Regions from separate parts of the Homo sapiens genome. Here region 2 is linked to region 1. The links are chromatin contacts, found by Hi-C or POLR2A ChIA-PET in ENCODE. All regions are on one chromosome and are shown on one strand. Each heading gives the region's core, a stretch centred on a gene start or an enhancer-like site at or near the end of the contact. The rest is flanking DNA. Distances are from core to core; before and after follow the strand shown. Region 1 holds the start of EEF1G (eukaryotic translation elongation factor 1 gamma). Region 2 has its middle 18 kb from the start of SCGB1A1.

What was found. Hi-C counts contacts between places; a loop is a spot of excess contacts on that map. ChIA-PET counts read pairs that join two places held with the same protein, here RNA polymerase II (POLR2A). Pooled maps may share reads with other maps.
Region 2: a pooled map shows a loop between it and region 1 (2.0-fold over the local background). The contact joins the enhancer-like site here to the promoter of EEF1G in region 1. A Hi-C loop is called at or near these places in 38 of 168 maps with a recorded cell type or tissue (A673, CD4-positive, alpha-beta T cell, CD4-positive, alpha-beta memory T cell and 23 more), 8 of 37 single-sample maps with no recorded cell type and 32 of 50 pooled maps. POLR2A ChIA-PET finds 5 or more read pairs at or near these places in 30 of 52 experiments (A549, A673, AG04449 and 24 more).

Annotation. Positions count from the first base shown.
Region 1 is chr11:62,572,589-62,575,288 of GRCh38, reverse strand. EEF1G (eukaryotic translation elongation factor 1 gamma) reads left to right here and starts at 1,398. Exons shown (of 10, transcript NM_001404.5): 1 at 1,398-1,458; 2 at 2,547-2,700. The coding sequence starts at 1,447. It overlaps TUT1 (terminal uridylyl transferase 1, U6 snRNA-specific), which reads left to right. Exons shown (of 9, transcript NM_022830.3): 9 at 1-237. The coding sequence ends at 195. RefSeq lists enhancers at 1-312, 470-529, 313-1,274, 1,230-1,429.
Region 2 is chr11:62,399,593-62,402,292 of GRCh38, reverse strand. It overlaps a transcript of ASRGL1 not described here. Among named protein-coding and RNA genes, the nearest start is that of SCGB1A1, 18 kb to the left of the region's middle. Within about 2 kb of position 1,357, at least 21 of the 41 ENCODE cell types and tissues checked have a DNase peak (open chromatin) inside an H3K27ac peak, as active enhancers do; they include ascending aorta, dorsolateral prefrontal cortex, gastrocnemius medialis and 4 more, where a contact is called at or near this core.

The DNA of each region.
Region 1 (2,700 bases), core at 149-2,648:
ACCCAGGAGCTGAAAGGACTGAGTGGTGGCGAAGAGAGGCCAGAAACTGAGCCCCTGCTGAGCTTTGTGGCGTCTGTCTCCCCGGCTGACCGAATGCTCACTGTGACCCCGCTCCAGGATCCCCAAGGCCTGTTCCCTGATCTCCATCATTTCTTACAGGTTTTCCTCCCTCAAGCAATTCGACATCTCAAGTGAAGACATGGCCCCTGAAGGGCAATAAAGCTGCTAGTTTATTAATACAGTCTCCCGTTTCCTTTCATTTCCATCTGGTCATAATCCCCCTTCCCCTCCCCCAGAACTTCCTGCAGCTGCTCCCGTCTGACCCCGAACATGGGTCTCTCCCTGTTGCTCTCCACCCCACCAGCTTCTCCTTCCTACAGTTCGCACAGCTCGAGGGGAGTGCGGGGGCAGCACCGCGCGTGGCACCTGGCACCCGCGCAGAGTTCCTGAATGGCAGAGCGGTGGGTGGCTCCAGCAGTACTGAGAAGAGCCAGGTTTGCCTCCACATTCTTCCTGTCGCCTCAGATTTATGCGCACAAGGACGGAGATTTGCGTTCAGCGTTCTTCATTCTCTCCTTTAAACGAGGAGAGTTCATCCCGTTCTTAAACTGGGTAAGAGATTTCAAACCTGAACATGGGTCAAAAGCCATGAACATCAGAAGCGACGATGTCAGGTCTTCCAGCGTCAGCCCCTCCAGGGGCCGAGTCCGGAGGAGGTGGGAGGGACAGGGCGCGTTCTCCCTCATGTCCCTGCCCTGCTTCGGGCCGGAGGGCCGGTGCCCTGCTCGCAGTAACAGCACCCTGGAGCTGTCAGGGGTTGGATGTGAGCAAACCTCACTTTGGCAGGCGGGTTCAGACCGGGGCCCCTGTTAGACGCTCATCCCTTTCTGGAGGAAAAGCAGAGCAGGAACTAAAGGGATTTAGCACACACACTGCCACCTCCGCGCAGCAGCTGTTCCTCGCTCCCATGAGTTTCATAGAATCATGTGAGGGGCTTGGCAAAATCTACCATCAAGTCACTTGTCCCTGGGAGGGCCAGAGAGGGACGCCCCCAGTAGCACTGGCCGCGCCGGGCCAACAACCGCGCCACGTAGCCAAGAACTCGCGGCTTTTCCAGCGGGTTCTCACAACTTCCCCGCCCTCCACGCTGTCTACCTCCACGTCTAGACTCCGATTGGCCCGCTGCACCTGGGGGGCGGGCCAGTCAAGAGCTCCAATGCGCAGGCCCGAGCTTTTTCCGCGCTGGCCAGCAGGCCCCACCCACCCAGTTCTTTTTCCAATTCAGCGCCACTGGATACCGAACTGTCGTACGTATGTCTTCTGTTTCGTCCTCGCTTTCCGGCTGCTGTTTCTCCACGGCTCTCCTCTTTCCCCCTCCCTTCTCTCCCGGGCGGCTTACTTTGCGGCAGCGCCGAGAACCCCACCCCCTTTCTTTGCGGAATCACCATGGCGGCTGGGGTAAGTTTGCTGGCTCTGGTGGTTCGGGTCATCCTATCCACCGCCATCCTTTGCCCGAGTGGGGCCAGTCGGCGCCAGAGGAGTTCTGAGGTTGAGTGGGGAACTGATTCGGGGGTCTACAGACTGTACTGCTGGAGAGTAGGGTTCCTAGGGCCTGGAGGGGAACTGAGGCTGGGGCTCTCGGAGGCCAGAGGTGGAAGGGTCTGGGGAAGAGGAGAAAAGAGATGCCGGGTCTGGGCCGTCCGAAGCCTGAGAAAGGGGTTCGGCTCTGTTGCCGCTTTGAGGCGTGGTATCTGGGCAGGTTGACGAACTTCTGTGTCCGTTTTGTGGAGTAACACAGGGGACAGGTTGAAGAGGAGGGTCTTTGTAGGCAGGTCCGGCTGGCACGGTTAAAGGTCGTCTCTCAGGGAGGTTTGGGAGCGAGAGGATTCTCCGGACAGTGAAGTCAGACCAATTGGACTCCGCTGGCCGGCATAATAGAGAAGCCCAACGCCGGGGAACTCGCTGCGGGACAGGACCGGAGGGATGATATTCGCGACACGGAAAGAAAGGCTTTTTGAGAGAGAGGAGTTGATTTAAGAAGACGGCATGCCATCCCCTATCTCTGGCTAGTCTGAGGGGAACTAGAAATCTCTCGATCGTCGTGCGTGCCTTAGAGACAGGACGATGCTTTTGAAGCGGTGAGCAGCTGAGCAGTAGAGTAGGCAGGCGCTCGGAACCATCAATGAATGAAGCGAGGGCTCCGGGAAGGGAGGAGAGTATGTTTGTAGGCAGATGGAGTCTGATGGAGCTAGAAGTTCTGGATTTCTTGGAGATAGATTTGAGAGGAAGAGAATACTTCCAGAGGTGTCCTTAGGGAAGGTCAAATCTGTCAACAAGCTTTATTTAGCAGTTGGTGTGTAGTTCTGTTCTTGGTATTTCGGAGGATTCTGATTACATATGACAAGTACTAAAGGACTTGGTTCACCAGAGGAAGTAAAAGGGTGAGTTGAATACATTGGGATTATTCAGGAAAGTCATCCTGGAGAGTGGCATTAAGGACTGGGACCCTTCTACTCATTAATTTTGTCCCTCTCTTTCTCCCATAGACCCTGTACACGTATCCTGAAAACTGGAGGGCCTTCAAGGCTCTCATCGCTGCTCAGTACAGCGGGGCTCAGGTCCGCGTGCTCTCCGCACCACCCCACTTCCATTTTGGCCAAACCAACCGCACCCCTGAATTTCTCCGCAAATTTCCTGCCG
Region 2 (2,700 bases), core at 108-2,607, 170 kb after region 1:
TGAAAGCGGGGTCAAAGGAGGCAGGGCTGGGGAGGTGAGGGCAGCGGTCATGGGAGGAGGAAGTGCCCCCAGGGACTGGAGAATGGGGTTTGTTGGGGGGTCGGAGGGAGGGGGACACAGCCAGGTGCCAGGGCCACAGTTCAATTCAGGGTCTTTTTGAGCTCTGCGTGCTGAGCTCTCCTGGCCAGCAGCAGGCGGGTTAGGATTGGGGTGGAGTTTGCTTTCATTGTTATTTCTGCTTTGTGGCCATGGCTGTTGTTATGTTTGTTAAATGAATGTGAATGATCCCTCTGCCTGGGCTCATGGACTTGGATCCCACCCCACACGCACCCACGCAAGCCTGAGCCCTGCCACGGCCTCCCCTTGCTCCACACAGCCTGGCACTGCCCTCAGCCCCACGGGCCTTCCTGTAGGCAGCAGCACCTTGTACACTGGGCCAGTGACTTGGGGGCCCCCAGGTGTGTACTCCTGTATCCCCCTGTTCTGTTCTCAGCTTCTCACCACCCCCACATTTGCTCCCTCCACCCCAACTCTTGTTCTCATGGAGCCCTGCCCTCTCTCTTCCTGCAGGCCCTGACCTGCTGGGGACCCTCCCGTAAGAGCTTCACCAGTGATTGGGAGCTGAGCTCTTGTCCTCAAAGGCAGGGGAGGGAGAGAGGGCAAGGGGACCCCAACCCTGTGAAGTCACTGGTGCAGATGGAGTTGCCCTGTAGGCTGTGGGGTTAGGAGGGGTGGTGGGCAGGGCTGGCTGTGTTTCCCAGGCCTCAGGGTGGGCTTGCCTCAACCAGGCACCTTCGCAGCCAGGGCTGAAGCACCTGTAATCCCGCCTTCCTCAGGACAAGTGAAGGACGCATCTAGGGATTCATTCTTTCATTTCACAGATATTTATTGCACATGGTGCCGGAGAATGGCTATGAGCAAGACAGAGGTGGTCTCTGTTCTCAAGGCAGCTACAGAGGGACAGCCACTCCCCCAGCCCCCAACTATGAGCTTCCCAGAACTGGCCTGAAGGTGCAGCTGCAATGATACGGGCTCACATCCTGGCATCCTCATTTGCTAGCGTGAAAATCGCATTTCTCCAAACCTCGGTTTTCTCATCTGAAAAACAGGCACAGCACCTAGTTTGCAGGACTGGGAAAGTTACAGAGGGTTAATGGCAATGCGGTTGGCCTTGGGCACTCCTTGTTCTGACCTCTGGAGTTCGGCTGCCCTGTGGTCTGGCCCTGGCTCTGTGGAGAGGCTTTCCCAGGCCGAGGGGCTCACCAGGCCTTCCCTAGTGAGGAGCTCTTTCTGCCAGAGCTGAGCTCATGGGCAGGGCGGGGCGCAGAGGCCACATATCAGCCAGCTGTCCTCCCTTTCCTGGGAGCTGGTCCAGAGACGAGGGGCAGGGCGTCTGGTTTTCATTGTGCGGCCGTCTCTAATTCCTCTGGCATCTGAGCTACTTTTCAGAAGGAGGGAGATGCACTTAACTGGTTGTGACCCAGCTTGGTGCTGAGGAAGAAGCCCTGGGCCTGGGATCAAGCAGAGTTGAACTCGAAGCCTGCCTCAGCCACTTACCTGCTGTGTGACGCGGGTAAGGCACTCCACAGCACTGAGTGTCAGGGGCCCCGATTGGAAAATGGCAATGATGATTTCTGCCCTGGCTACTCCACAAAGTAGAAATAGATGCAAACGTGTTTCATAAAACATAAAATATGAAGCTGGGGTTCTCCTCTGTGTTAATAGCATGGAGGGTTGGGGTTCTGCCCAGTGCCCAAGCCTTGCACAGAAATAGCCGCGCCCCTGCTGGTCCATGTGTCCAAAATGGTTAAAGCAACTTTGGGTCCATGGAACAGAGGTGCATTTCAGAAGCTGCTGGCTGGTGACCATGAGGAGGGCCAGGGCTCAGAAAAGGAACGGCTCACTCTGGTTGGTATGGTTAATAAAATAATAGCTAACATTTACCGACGGCTTATGAAGGGGCAGGCACACTTCTGAGAACTTTCCAGTTGTTAATCAATCCTCATAACAACCCTCTCAGAGAGGTTACTACTGTTCCCCCTGTGAGGACCTTTGAGGGAGGAAAGGCATTTCTGGAGAGGGAATTGGGTGTGCAAAGGCCTGGGGAGCCCCTCATATCCTGGGGGGCAGTGGGGGACCCGGCCTACAGCCAGGAGGGGCTGGCCTATGGGGCCTTGAAAGTCGGCCAAGGGGTTTAGACTGGATCCAGGCAGCAGGAGGAATCCCTGGAGCCCCCTGCGTGACCTCATTCTGGAGGATGGGTGGGATAGCGCTTCTGGGAGGGGCTGTGATGGACTGGTGTGGGTGGAGAGTTCAGGGAAGGAGGTGGGATTTCCTTATTCTTGGGTCTTCATCCTTGAGCACAGGCCCAGCTGCCACCCTAGTGGCCGCCACGGGCAGCCTCGATGCTGAGATGGGCTCAAAAGCCAGGCTGTGTGTGGTATGGGGTCTCAGAGCCCAGGCAGGGCCAGGGTGGCACCAAATGGCCTGCAGCTTAGTCCTGATGCTGCTTGTGCCCTAGCCCTCACAGGTAGCTCTCCAGGGGCCAACTGTACCCCATCCTGGGAGCTGACCCCAGGAAGGTCAGGGCAGTGCTGCCCGCTGGGTCCTAGAGGTGCCTGGAACATCTTGCTCACACCAGCAGGACACTCATGCCTTCCCCATCTGAGCCCGCTGCAGGCAGACCCTGGCCAGGGGCTG